2 separate regions of the Homo sapiens genome follow, and region 1 is linked to region 2. A link is a contact called in ENCODE Hi-C or POLR2A ChIA-PET data. All regions are on one chromosome and are shown on one strand. Each heading gives the region's core, a stretch centred on a gene start or an enhancer-like site at or near the end of the contact. The rest is flanking DNA. Distances are from core to core; before and after follow the strand shown. Region 1 holds the start of OOSP4A (oocyte secreted protein family member 4A). Region 2 holds the start of TCN1 (transcobalamin 1).

Region 1 (6,562 bases), core at 2,796-5,295, 98 kb after region 2:
GTCAGGAAAAATAACCAGTGGGTACTAGGCTTAATGCTTGGGTGATGAAATAATCAGAACAACAAACCCCCATGACACAAGTTTACCTATGTAACAAACCTGCACTTGTACCCCTGAACTTAAAAGTTAAAAAATACACAAAAGGCCAGGTGCAGTGGCTCATGCCCGTAATCCCAACACTTTTGGAGGCTGAGGTGGGCAGATCACCTGAGATCAGAAGTTCGAGACCAGCCTGGCCAACATGGTGAAACCGCATCTCTACAAAAAATACAAAAGTTAGCCGGGCATGGTGGCCCTTGCCTGTAGTCCCAGCTATTTGGGAGGCTGAGGCAGGAGAATCACTTGAACTCAGGAGGTGGAGGTTGCAGTGAGTCGAGATCAGGCCACTGCACTCCAGCCTGGACGACAGCGTTAGACTCCATCTCAAAAAAATAAAAAAAAACACACAAAACAAAACAAATGAAATGTAAAATAATACAGCCACTGTGGGGGAGTTTGGCAGTTTCACTCCTAGGTTGTCATGTAAGGACTAATAGTTAAAGCCTGGTATCATGTTCTATCTCGGCATCTGGTGAAACTGGAAGGGCTATAAAGGCATAACTGCATATTTATCTCCCTCCTCTGCTCCTGAAGATAAGGTCCCCACTAAACAGCTCTGCTTATCAAGGAGACCAGATACAGTTCCTGCTTATCTCTCAACAGTGGGTTTCAGTTCCCTGGCAGCCTGCAGAATTATTCAAACAAGCCAATCATACGCTCCTGTGGGATCTAGGGGTCACCTCACCCTCTTGATATTACAAAGCTTATGTCCCAGAGTCCCTGGTTGTTCCCTCTGTTCCTAAGTGCGGTCCTCACGTGGACCTATGTGCTATGTGGTGTTCTCCTCTGCAGGGCTGTGAATGTACACAGCAATAAATTGCTTTGGATGCATCTGTTCAGTGTCAGGTGTTGTGTGTTTGGGTATAACCATAGCCCTAGGATAGGAATCTCTCCCTCAGCAGGGCGGTGAATAGGAGGCGATTAAAGCTGAGTCAAATACCCCAAATAATTGAAAACAGGAATTCAAACAAATGTTGAACAAGAGCTTTCAGAGTAGTATTATTCTCAAAGATGGAAACAACCCGAAAGTTCATCAATGAATGAATGACTAAAGAAAATGTGCTATACCTATACAACGGAATACTATACAGCCATAAAAAGAAATGAAGTACTGATTCATGGTACCATGTGAACTAAAAATAAAATTCTAGGCCTTCAACTGATTGAATGAACCCCCATCTTGGCCAAGAGGACCCCAGAGAAACCTTAAGAACTATGTTCCCAGACGTCATGGGGTGGGGGGTTGGACATGCCTTGTTACACCACTTCCCTTCTGTGGTTTAGACACAACACCTGACTAGTATTAATGCTAAAAAAGAGATCAGGCTGGGTGCAGTAGCTCATGCCTATAAATCCCAGCATTTTGGGAGGCTGAGGCGGGCAGATTGGTTGAGGTCAGGAGTTCGAGACCTGTCTGGCCAACATGTTAAACCCCATCTCTACTAAAAATACAAAAAAAAATTAGCCGGGCATGGTGGTGTGTGCCTATAATCCCAGCTACTCGGGAGGCTGAAGCAGGGGAATTGCTTGAACCAGGGAGGTGGAGGTTGCAGTGAGCCAAGATCGCGCCACTGCACTCCAGCCTGGGCAACAGAGTGAGACTCCGTCTCAAAAAAAAAGAAAAAAAAAAGATCATAAGGCTGACACAACAAACTCTTTGTGGCAATAACATACCAACTTATAAACAGGACCCAAGGCCATGCCAAATAATGGTTAAGTCACACACCCCTACACTTAAAGAATGAACTTTGTTCTAACTGCCACAAGGTTTTTCTTTTTCTTTTCCAGCAGCTAAACAAGCACTGGCCTTGAGATAAGCAATATTAAAACAATGACAGCTTGTCCACTGCCAGAGGCTAACTGACTCTCCTGTGCCATAAGCCATAACTACAGCTTTGACTGGACAAGGGACTCATTTCAGCAACTTTCTCCTGATAAGAGACAACTGAGCAAGAACTGGTTCTGGCCAGTTTACAGAGGTTGCACACTTGTATAACTTAGTATCCTGGAAAGACCTTTAGATGTACAGGGCCTAATTGTAATAGATTTAAATGTTAAGTCTCCACCGCAAAGTGAACATGGGTCATATATAACATGCATGTTTATTCAGCACTTATGTGTTAGAACCACGTTAGTGAATATTCATAGCTCCTCCTATAACCTGTTAAATACATATGCTTGGCCAACCCATTCAGCATAAATTCCCATCTCACTCCTCCCTCCCTGCAATGTGCCTGCCTTTCAGGCTTTGCTGGAGGCTATGCATCCCAGCCTGTTAGGATGGCCATCTTGCAGTCTGTAACCCTTTATAAGAAATAAAGCCTCTTTTATTTGTAAACAAATAAATAAATAGCATGATTTTTAAAGTTAAGAGTATGATTCAAGTTTTACAAAGTGTCCAGAATAGGTAAATCCAAAGAGATAGAAAGTAGCTTGGTGCTTGCCAGGGGCTGGGAGAAAGGAGGAGTGGAGGGTTGCTTAAGAAGTATAAGTTTTCCTTTGGGGCGATGATGAAAACATTTTGGAACTATAGGGGTGATGGTTTCACACATGTGTATGTGCCAAGTGCCACTGAATTATATACTTCAAAATTGCTAATTTTATGTGAACTTAACATTTACAAAATTAGTGGTTATTTCAACAGAGGAAAGCATGTAAGCTATTGGAATTAGAAATTCCAGTATTATTTTATGTACTTCTATGTAGTTAGCTATTTAAAATAACAATGTATTTATTCACCTCTTAAATAAGAAAACAGATAAGTATTTTCAAATAAAAACCACTGAAATATTCTTCATAAATTTAATCTACTGTAAGGTTCTCATTCCCAAATATAATTTAAGTGATAGATACCTTAACATAAAATCCTACTAATTTTAAAGAACATGCACTATAATAAAAACGTTTAGTAGAAAGGACTTTGAGATTTCTGATGTTCACAGATGTTACTTTTTGCTTCCTCGTTGTTACATCAGTTCATAATCCTGGAGATTCATATAGCTAAAAACAATTATTTTGTACTTAGAAGCTGAGGCAATCTATGTGATATGCTACACAATTTCTAAAAATAATTTATTAGGCTTTTACTTTTACTTTTTGAGAGGAAGTTTTTTGGAGGTTGGTTTCTGCCAAAAGGTATAACCAAGTGATGCTGTTATTCTTATCTATTATCCCTTTTTCTTACAATTTTTCATTACTAGATTTAATTGTCCAAAAATGCCCTTAGAGAATATTTCTTTAGATCTCTAGATATGTGCACATTCATAATAAAATGCTTGTAGGGAAAGCAAAATTAAACCAGAAAGCATTGTTTTGCCAAAGCTTAGACCACAGGTGTGTGGATTTGTTTACCTGAATCAAAACCTCCTGAAGCTGATTACAAGCACCGATTAGTGAGCGCATCTCGTCCCAGGTTTACTGGATCTGAATCATTGGTTGGGAGGTAGAGCAAAAGCTTTTTTATTTTTCTTTTTTCACAAGAACCCAGAGTGAATATAATATGCAATATTGCAATATTGTTAATCAATTCATAAATAATTCTTCTGTATCACCACTTGAATTTCTCAAATCATCTTGCAAAGCCCTACTTTAACAATTCAATAGACACATATCAAATATTATGTCAGACACAATTTCAGACACATCCACATGCTTGAGAAAAAAGACATGGTGGTAGGAGATGCAGCCTAGAACCACTTTCCATGTGTTCTTTCCTGAGTTTCTGATTTACCTTTCAATGGCAAAAACCGCAATTACTTTTGCGCCAACTTAATAACTTCAGCTGTGAGGACAAAAAGCCAAAACTATGCTAAGGGGTTCTCAGTGCTTTCCAGAATGATAAACCATCACCCACAGCTGAGGAGGCAAGAGGTTTATAAACACCTGTGGAGGCCCACTTCCCTAGGTTTTCTGTTTCCTGTGATACCTTGGGCTGGAATCTGAAGCAATGAAGATCTCTTGTGTGTTGGGAAAGCTCCTCATGCTTTTCGAGTTGATTCATGGTCTCCAAGATTGTAAGAAAAAGAGGGAATTTTTGGAGGTGGCAATTTCAATCAGCAGGGCTTTTTTTTTTTTTTTTTTTTAACATATTGTTGACTTTGGGAGTTTGTTTTTTTTATAACCTAGTGATCAACTGCTAATAACTAATGATCGCAAAGTTACAGCCAGACTAGTTTTATCTTTACCCCTGTACTTCCTCTTGAATTTTTCCTCTAAGCTGATCTCAAGGTGCTGTTGTTTTTTATTTTTTTTTACATGCAAAATATTTCCAGGTTCTTTCTCTGCTGGAGACTAGCTTGTTACTTTGCTGAATGTGAAATACTTACAGTGACTGGCAAAATCAGGAGAGACTGCCCAGTGCCTAAGAGAGGAGGTTACCTAGGTCTACATTTCTGGCCGTGGGGTATGAAGTTTGGACAGAGAGTAGTCAGCTGTATTCAATTGTATATGATTCTTTTCAGAGTTGAGGCTCTGAATAGATTTGGCATAGATTTTAATCCTGATCTGCCACTTAATAGTTACATGACCTTAAATTTATCCATGTGTAAATATGGGATAATAATAAAATTGACCATAGAAATGTACTGAAAATGAAGTAAGACCTCAAACCAAAATTTAACATAGTTGGCAATCAAAATTATCATCGGAGTAACTGCAGTATTATTTTGTTTCTGAATCCTTAGTGTCACATACTAATTAATATTTATTGGCTCAGATATTTTGATGCAAAATAAAATTTTAAGTGGAAGCACGTGATATATTTTTCTATTGTGTGCAGCCAAATGTAAAGCTTTTTCTTGTTTCTCCATTTCAGATAGATATCACTTACACCTAGATATATTTCAAACATGTATTCCTGAGACCTGTTAGTAAAATTTGAACAATCCCTAAAAACAAAGTGTGCATGTTGCGATATTTGACTTATTTAGCTTAGAAATTCTCAACTATCGCAAGGACAAAAATCCAAACACTGCATGTTCTCACTCATAGGTGGGAATTGAACAATGAGAACACATGGAGACAGGAAGGGGAACATCACACACCGGGGCCTGTTGTGGGGTGGGGGAGGGGGGAGGGGGGAGGGATAGCATTAGGAGATATACCTAATGTTAAATGACGAGTTAATGGGTGCAGCACACCAACATGGCACATGTATACATATGTAACTAACCTGCACGTTGTGCACATGTACCCTAAAACTTAAAGTATAATTAAGAAAAAATTCTGAAGAAGTACTTCTACGGTTTTTCCACATTCTGATGAAAAAACTGAGACACATAGAGATTAATTGACCCAAGATCTCCCAGTGGAAAAATATACAAATAGGAGCAAAACATTTTCACTCTACAGTTGGGGATTCAGCTCAAGAGGTTGAAAGTTTCCTGAGTTCTTTGTTTGGGGGCAGACGTACTATTTGATGTTTTCCCTTTTTAAATTTTCTTTCAACAGTGTCTATAACCTGTTCTGAATCCTGGCTCCAGGTCAAACTTAGACGAACGCCGCTGTTAAATGACCTGCAACCTTTGCAAAACGAACTCTCTCTAGGAATTGGCTGTCCTGTAAACATGGTCGAGGTGGATTTCTTTGGGTTCCTGTATCTTCTAACTTTTTGTGGCATCAGAGTGAGCGTAAGAGCAGTTATTATTTCAACCAATAATATATCTTTTGACTGTTTTGGGTCCACAAACCAATGACTAAAACTGCAGTATTCACATTTTAATTGTCAGTTAATTTAATAGTTCATGTAGTATTGATTATTCTCTTCAACATTTTTGGATGTTGCTTCTATCTGTAGGAAAGACAAATAGGATTTGGGATTCCAAAAACTGTGTGTTCCTACTTTAAAATATTTTTTTGGCAACATATCTCTTTTGCCTGTGATAGTGTTTTTTTTGTTGTTGTTGTTGTTTTTTAAAATATTCTGGTTAAATCTAGTTTGAGAGAAACATTTCGTTTTGAAACAGTACCACAAATACCCAACTCTTGTTGTTGACCTAAAATTTTGATGAAAATGGGGTATATCAGTTTATATAGTTCCTGTATTAATAAGAGAGAAATCAATCTTTCCAGTCACCAGAAAACTTTTTTTTTTTTTGCTTTATGTTAAATTGTTGCTATGTTTTGTAATTATAGCCTAGTTTTTCATTTTTGGTATCACATCTATTTCTAGTAAAGATTATTTAGGTGAACTGATTCTATTTTTGGATCCAAGTACATGACTTTATCATTTGTTTGCTGCTGTATCTCTAGTCTCAAAAAAAAAAAGTCTAGTATTTGGCAAGTACTCAATTTAGCATGAGGCTGACTCAACTGCTTTTCTAAAGTTGTCAAATATCTAGTCAAAATTCACACTGAATAATTTAGGTCTGCCTAAATCAGACTCTGACTCTTTTTTTTTTTTTGCTTTTTGCAATGGAGTCTTGCTCTGTCACCAGGCTGGAGTGCAGCGGCACAATCTCGGCTC
Region 2 (6,691 bases), core at 3,560-6,059:
TGCTTCTAGAAAAGAGAAGAAATACCTCCCTTAATCATGGAAGTGGTAATGGCGTATGCATTTTCCATCTATTCCTACTTACTCTATTTTAATTTCTTTACATTTAAGGAAAGGTGGCTAATAGAAGGGGGAGGTCACCCATAGAATCAGAAAACCTGAGAAATGTGAGGGCTTTTAAGGGCCACTAAATTCCGCTCAATTTCTTTCATTTTATAACTGAGGGGACACAGTCTTAAAGAGATTAAGATGCTATCTAGATATTCAGATGGTTACAGAGTTAGGGCCAGAATACAGGTTTTCAACCTCCAAGCCTCTTGCGTTTTCAATAGTAAGGTGTTGAAACTGTAAGTAGAAACCTAGGTTAGAGGCCATCTCAAAGGAAAATGGACTTACTGAAAAATAGAATAAATATTGGGTGGGAACTGAAATAAAAACAGTGCACCTCACTAGTGGCCACCATGGCCGGTTGATTTTTCCCAGTGATAATGTACTCTGGCCACCTTTAGCTCATATACTAGCATTGTATATTTTGGTACTTATGACACTGTATCCTGTATTGTTCAGCTATTTCTGGTGTAATTCATCATTTGACTTAAAGCCAAGCTCCTGGACGATTAGAGAATGGTGACTTGTGTGTGTGCATGTGTGTGTGTGTGTGTATGTGTGTGTGTGTTTCTGCCATCATATGTAAAGTAGTACTTGACATAGGGTCAATGCTCAGCTGAACATATTTAAAAAGAAAATTCAAGATGCATACTGAAAGAGAAAAAGGGAAGTGCCCTCAAAGACATAGTGAGATGAACGGGATGAAGAGAAGGAAAGAGTGGAGGGAAACTTCATATAGTTTTGAATCAGTGGAGGAGAAGACAAGGTAGTCTAGGGTCTCTAAATATTTAATTCTTACCCATATTTTCAATTTCTGCTTGGAATTTATTTTCTAGCTTGTCGATCAGGTGGTAATCATATATTAAGTTTTCCTCAGCGTTACGACATACTCCCAAAGCCAGTATAATCAAGGCAAGCTCTCCCGAGCTTACATCTGACACTGAAAAGAAAAGTATTCAAGCTTAATAAGGTACAGGCTTGTGATTTTTTGGGCCTCCTGATTTCCTTGAGACTTATATTGCCTATCACTTTTTTCTTCTGTTGCGCTCTATACAGTCTTGTGTCGCTTAATGATAGGGATAAATTCTGAGAAACTGGTTGTTAAGCGATTTTGTCATTGTGCAAACATCACAGAGTGTACTTACACAACCTAGATGGTATAGTTGACTACACACCTAGGCTATAGGGTACAGCTTGTTGCTCTCAGGCTAAAAACCAGTATAGCATGTTACTGTCCTGAATACTATAGGCAATTGTAGCCCAATAGTATTTGTGTATCTAAACATATCCAAGCACAGAAAAGGTACAATAAAAATACACTATTAAAATCTTGTGGGACCACCGTCATATATATTCATCATTATGTGATGCATTCCTGTATGAATATTTGATTCCTCTCTTCTTTATCCTCAAAGCAGAGCCTTTTAGAGCAGTACTGTATAAATGCAAACTAAATCTTTGTCTTTTCCATAAAAATCACAGAATCGTTTTGGAATCATACAATCCTTATGAAAGTGAAAAAGAGGAAAAATAGATAAACAACAAGATCTTGGGTTTTTTTTTCTTTGTGGTACCAGCTTGCTAGGATAGTAATTCTTGATTTTTAATGTTCTGCCTTTTAGAGTATCCAAACTCTCAGGATTCTCATAATTCTTATAATAATATTATGAGGTAGGTAAGAGTGGCTTCTTTTCCCCTTATACTAATTAGAAAACTGAGGCTCAGTATTAACATGACTGGTTCAAGGCCCACCCATACCTAGTTCAAATCTGGGTTGTTCCATGGTTGCCTTTCCATCACCAGCTTTCTTAGTTATGATCTGTATTCCCATGTGGTTGTGAACTAAGCTAGCTTATATAACAGCATTAATGGATAAAAATCCATAGCTTTTGTTTGTGGCTTCTTGAAGAAAAGTGGTTTTTAAGACCAAAAGAAGCAAGACCTAGCTCTAGGGTGAATGGCATGGGATTGTATTTTGGGCATGTTTCTGTTACCTCAAGTTTGGTACCATTAGAAGGGATGTAGCAGGGATACTTTGGATGCATAATTTTTTAGGATTAGTTGCAGATAATCTTTAAATAGGTAGATTTTTTTCTAAATCTTCCAGAATATACAGCAACTTACATCTGCTTTTCACATTGTATTTGATTTGTTGGATCATCTTTTGCATCAGGGTTTGGATCTGGATTCCAACAAGTTTGAGGGACAACACAACATTGACAGCGCTGGTTCCCCTGTTATAGTTTGACTGGATCATTGTATTCAACAGAGGTTTTAGGCGGATGTAGTTTTCTTCACTTACCTCTGTGGCAGAGAAGGAAGGAAATAAGAAACACATACTCAGAAAATAGTAAGACTTGCAGCAGGGGTTATATAAAAATATTTAGTAACAGATATGGCACAGACCTAGACCAATCCAGTGGCTGCAGACTGTGTTGGTGGAATAATACAAAGGTGGGTCTTGAACCCACCCCCATGCCAGACATTACTCCTTTAACAACCAACATGAAAATGTTTTAATATTTTAACAACTGGTGCAGACTTATCATTGTGTACTGGCAGACTCCTGCCTGGGAAATCTAGCATCATTCCCTAATTTTGTATATGAAGCTTAGATAGATTGTCCTTAAAGAAACTTCCATAATTGGAGGCTGAGCTGAAACTAGACTACATGTCTTCTGACTCTCAGTAAGCAGGACTTTCTACTTCCTGGATTCAGTTCTTTCCTTCTCCATCTTCTAAATCAACTGGGTTAATGTTGAGAAAATGCAGGTAATAATTCTGTGTTATACTGGTGATTGACCCCAAAACTTCATTGTCTGATTACCCAGCTGGCTGGGCATCGAGATCATTATTTAGCATTATGCAGCCTGTAAAAAACTCTCCAGTTTTAGCCTACAATATGCCCCAATTCCAGAGATGGAGGGAAGTCACATTATACTGTGGAAGTAGGAAAATCCATAGCTCCCAAGGAAATAGAGGAGAATAAAAAGATTTACTATTTATTTAAACACAGGACACTTTGTCAATGTATTTTTCCATAATCTTGAGGAGTAGCCCCAAATCCTACATATCTCCAGATTATCTAATGGATTAGTGGGAGAGTGAGAAGAACATGAGGTTTGGATTCAGATTTTGGCCACATTTTGTGCTCCTTAACTTATGACTGTGGATAATAACTTATGTAACTTGTTTTACTCTTAGTTTTCTCATTTAAAAATTGTGGCTGTTAACACTTACCTTACAGATATTGGACAAGAAACCACCGAATAAACTGTAAAATGCTGCACATACTATTATTTCCAGCTCAACTGGAGTTTTTATCACTATACTTGAGAATCAAGGAAATGTAATTTCTCTTGCCCAGTTTTCTTTACTTTAAAAGAATGAGTCAAGAAGATCTGAATAGAGTGATTGTAGAAAGGTCATGGTTTGTTGCAGACACAATGGAACAATTGTGAGTCAGTTCTCTGAGATTTTGTGGAACCATCCAGCTCAGCAGATTTTCTGGCCCTGAAACAGACTTTTTAGTTCCTGATCAACAACTCAAATCAGCTTCCTTGAGTCTCAAAGATAAATTTAATTATTATCATTATTATTTAAAATGAATTGAAAGCTAAAACCTACATAGCCATTCCCTATTCTTAGGATCCAACAGGGGAAATGTCAAGCCAAGAAGAAAAATCAGAGTCAGAAGAGTCTATGCTTTAGCCTGTATGTATACAAGCCTGTCTTCTGTGGTGTTCTCTTCTTACTGGTTAGAGAGCACAGATAGTACCACCTAGTAATCTTTGGACTGGTTTGAAGCTCAATTTCAGAGTAAAGTCTCACAAAAGAGAATTCATGCACTTGAGAACTGCACCAGACTTCATGAGATAATTTGCTTCAATAGTCTCCCCTCATTATCCTTTATTTATGAATGAAGCTAAAGAAATTCAGAAATGTTGGGTCATTCAATAACTAAGGGATCAAACTAAACCTGAATTTAGTTTTCCCTTCTCTTACTTTAAAGTTCTTTTACAGAACCACACAATCTCTGGGGTCAACACCCATGCAAGAGATGATGGAACTTTATCCCATGTGTCCTGGGAAAGAGTTGAAGGAAGGTGGACATGCAACTTGGAACATCTAAACTCACTCATGACAAGACAGCAGTCATCACTATTTGAAAGAGATTATTATTTTTTTCTATGTAGTTACAAGGGGTTAACCCAAAAATCATGCATTGAATTTCAGGGAAAAAAGATTGCATATCAAGACCAAAAGATAACTTTCCATGATCTAGAAAAGTTTCTGGGAGCATAAATTTTCTGTCATTGAAAAGTCACATGAATAGGGAGTTACTTGGTAGGGATGCTGTGCTAGAGAGGATCTGAGCATAGAAAGAGCAGTTAGGCAAGTGAATACACAATCTATAATTCCTCTTACAACAACATGCATTGTGAGACTTTCCTCACCATCTCCTGCCACCCTTTTCATCATTCATGGAGTCCAACCACATACGAAACTGGAATGGGATCTTTTCTCAGGTAACTCTACATAGAGTCTCTTGTCAACAGTTTTCAGTAGACTATCACTCTAGAGTAATTTTAGCTCAAAGTTTACTCACCACAAATCTCGCATAGTTGGCTTGGAATAAAAGAAAACAGTAAGAGCCCCACTAGGGGCAGCTGGTGTGACTGTCTCATCTCTCCAACAGTGTACCAGAATGTTGATGAATTGGCTGGCTATTTATTAAGTGATGGGCAGAAGGTAATGAGAGCTCCTCCTTCAGGTTGCCTCAGCCTCTTTTCACTCAAGCAAATATTGAGCAATGTCAGGAGGTGTGGTCAAGTGTATTTGTCCATGTGATGTAATAAATAAGGAAGAAGACTTGAAGGATGTGGTTAGGGAGAATAAGGCAATAACTTTCCTTTGTCTCCTGTCCTAAACCTTCGGGTTTCATATCTATTATTTGCCTTCCGTGCAGTGAAGATATATTAGGCAAATGACTGTTTCCTATAATCTTTCCTTTTTTTTCCGTTTCACTTTATGTTTTATGTTTCCTGATAAAGTAGATTTGATCATGCAAACACATACAACATATAAAAATGGAAGTAAAAGAAGACATCCAAATGGGAAGCAGGCATATGAAAAAGTGCTTGAAAAGGTGCTTAACATCATTGATCATCAGATAAATGGAAATCAAAGCTACAATGAGATATCCTCTCATCTCAGCTAAAAATGGCTTTATTCAAAACACAGGCAATAACAAATGCTGGCACGGATGTAGAGAAAAGGGAAGCCTTGTACACTGTTGGTGGGAATGTAAATTAGTACAATCACTATGGAGAACAGTTTGGAGCTTCCTCAAAAAACTAAACATAGAGCTACCATATGATCCAGCAATCCCACTGCTGGCTATATACCCAAAAGAAAGAAGACCAGTATATTGAAGAGATATCTGCACTCCCATGTTTGTTGCAGCACTGTTTACAATAACCAAGATTTGGAAGCAAGCTAAGTGTCTATCAACAGATAAATGAACACAGCAAATGTACATATACACAATGGAGTACTATTCAGCCATATAAAAGAATGAAATCCTGTCAGTTGTGACAAAATGGATGGAACTGGAGATAATTATGTTAAGTGAAATAAGCCAGGCACAGAAAGACATACATTGCATGTTCTCACTTATTTGTGGGATCTAAAAATCAAAACAATTGAATTCATAGAGATAGAGAATGAAAAGATGGTTACTGGGGGCTGGGAAGGCTAGTGGTGGGAAGGAGATGCGGAGGGTTAATGGGTACAAAATATTGGAAAGAATGAATAAGACCTACTATTGGTAGCATAACAGGGTGACTATAGTCAATAATAATTTAATTGTACATTTTAAATAACTAATAGTATAACTGGATTGTTTGTAACGTAAAGGATAAATGCTTGACAGGATGAATACCCCCTTCTCTATGATGTGATTATTACGCATTGCATGCCTGTATCAAAACATTTCATGAGCCCCATAAATATATACACCTACTATGTACCTACAAAAATTGAAATAAAAAAATTTAAAAACGGAAGTAAAAGTTGTAAGTCTGAAATTGAAGCAGGCAGTATTGGAGAACCCAGCACATGAGGGGATCTTTGGCATAGTGGTTTCCAAACTATGATTTTTCTCCTAAGATAGATTCCATGAGAGTTTCCTAACCAAGGAGGAAAACCAGAGAGCTATACATCAAATGTGAATTTCTGCCCTGCCAGGGCAGTTGCTACATGTGAGAAGTGTTGCCTATCACAGTTCTTCTGAGAACTATTAGAGAATACTGTCAGCCTAGCTAAGGATGTCATGACTTAATGAGCCACTATTTGCATTGTACCTCTGTGATGGTTAATTTTCTGTGTCAACTTGACTGGCACCTGAGTGCCCAGATTAAACACTATTTCTCGATGTATCTGTGAGGGTGTTTCCAGATAGGATTAGCATTTTAATTGGTGGACTCTGGAAAGTAGAATGCCGTCTCCAATGTAGGTGTGCATCAATCAATCTATTGAGACCCTGAATAGAATAAAATGGTGAAGGAAGGGGGAATTCACCCTT

Evidence for each region. A loop is a pair of places that touch in the nucleus more often than their neighbours do. ChIA-PET counts read pairs that join two places held with the same protein, here RNA polymerase II (POLR2A).
Region 1: a map of Calu3 shows a loop between it and region 2 (2.7-fold over the local background). The contact joins the promoter of OOSP4A here to the promoter of TCN1 in region 2. A Hi-C loop is called at or near these places in 1 of 168 maps with a recorded cell type or tissue (Calu3). POLR2A ChIA-PET finds 5 or more read pairs at or near these places in 1 of 52 experiments (PC-9).

What each region holds. Positions count from the first base shown.
Region 1 is chr11:59,959,988-59,966,549 of GRCh38, forward strand. It overlaps OOSP4A (oocyte secreted protein family member 4A), which reads left to right and starts at 4,046. Exons shown (of 5, transcript NM_001395277.1): 1 at 4,046-4,112; 2 at 5,548-5,726. The coding sequence starts at 4,046. RefSeq lists an enhancer at 469-763.
Region 2 is chr11:59,861,678-59,868,368 of GRCh38, forward strand. TCN1 (transcobalamin 1) reads right to left here and starts at 4,810. Exons shown (of 9, transcript NM_001062.4): 1 at 4,715-4,810; 2 at 2,230-2,409; 3 at 905-1,045; 4 at 1-5. The coding sequence starts at 4,793.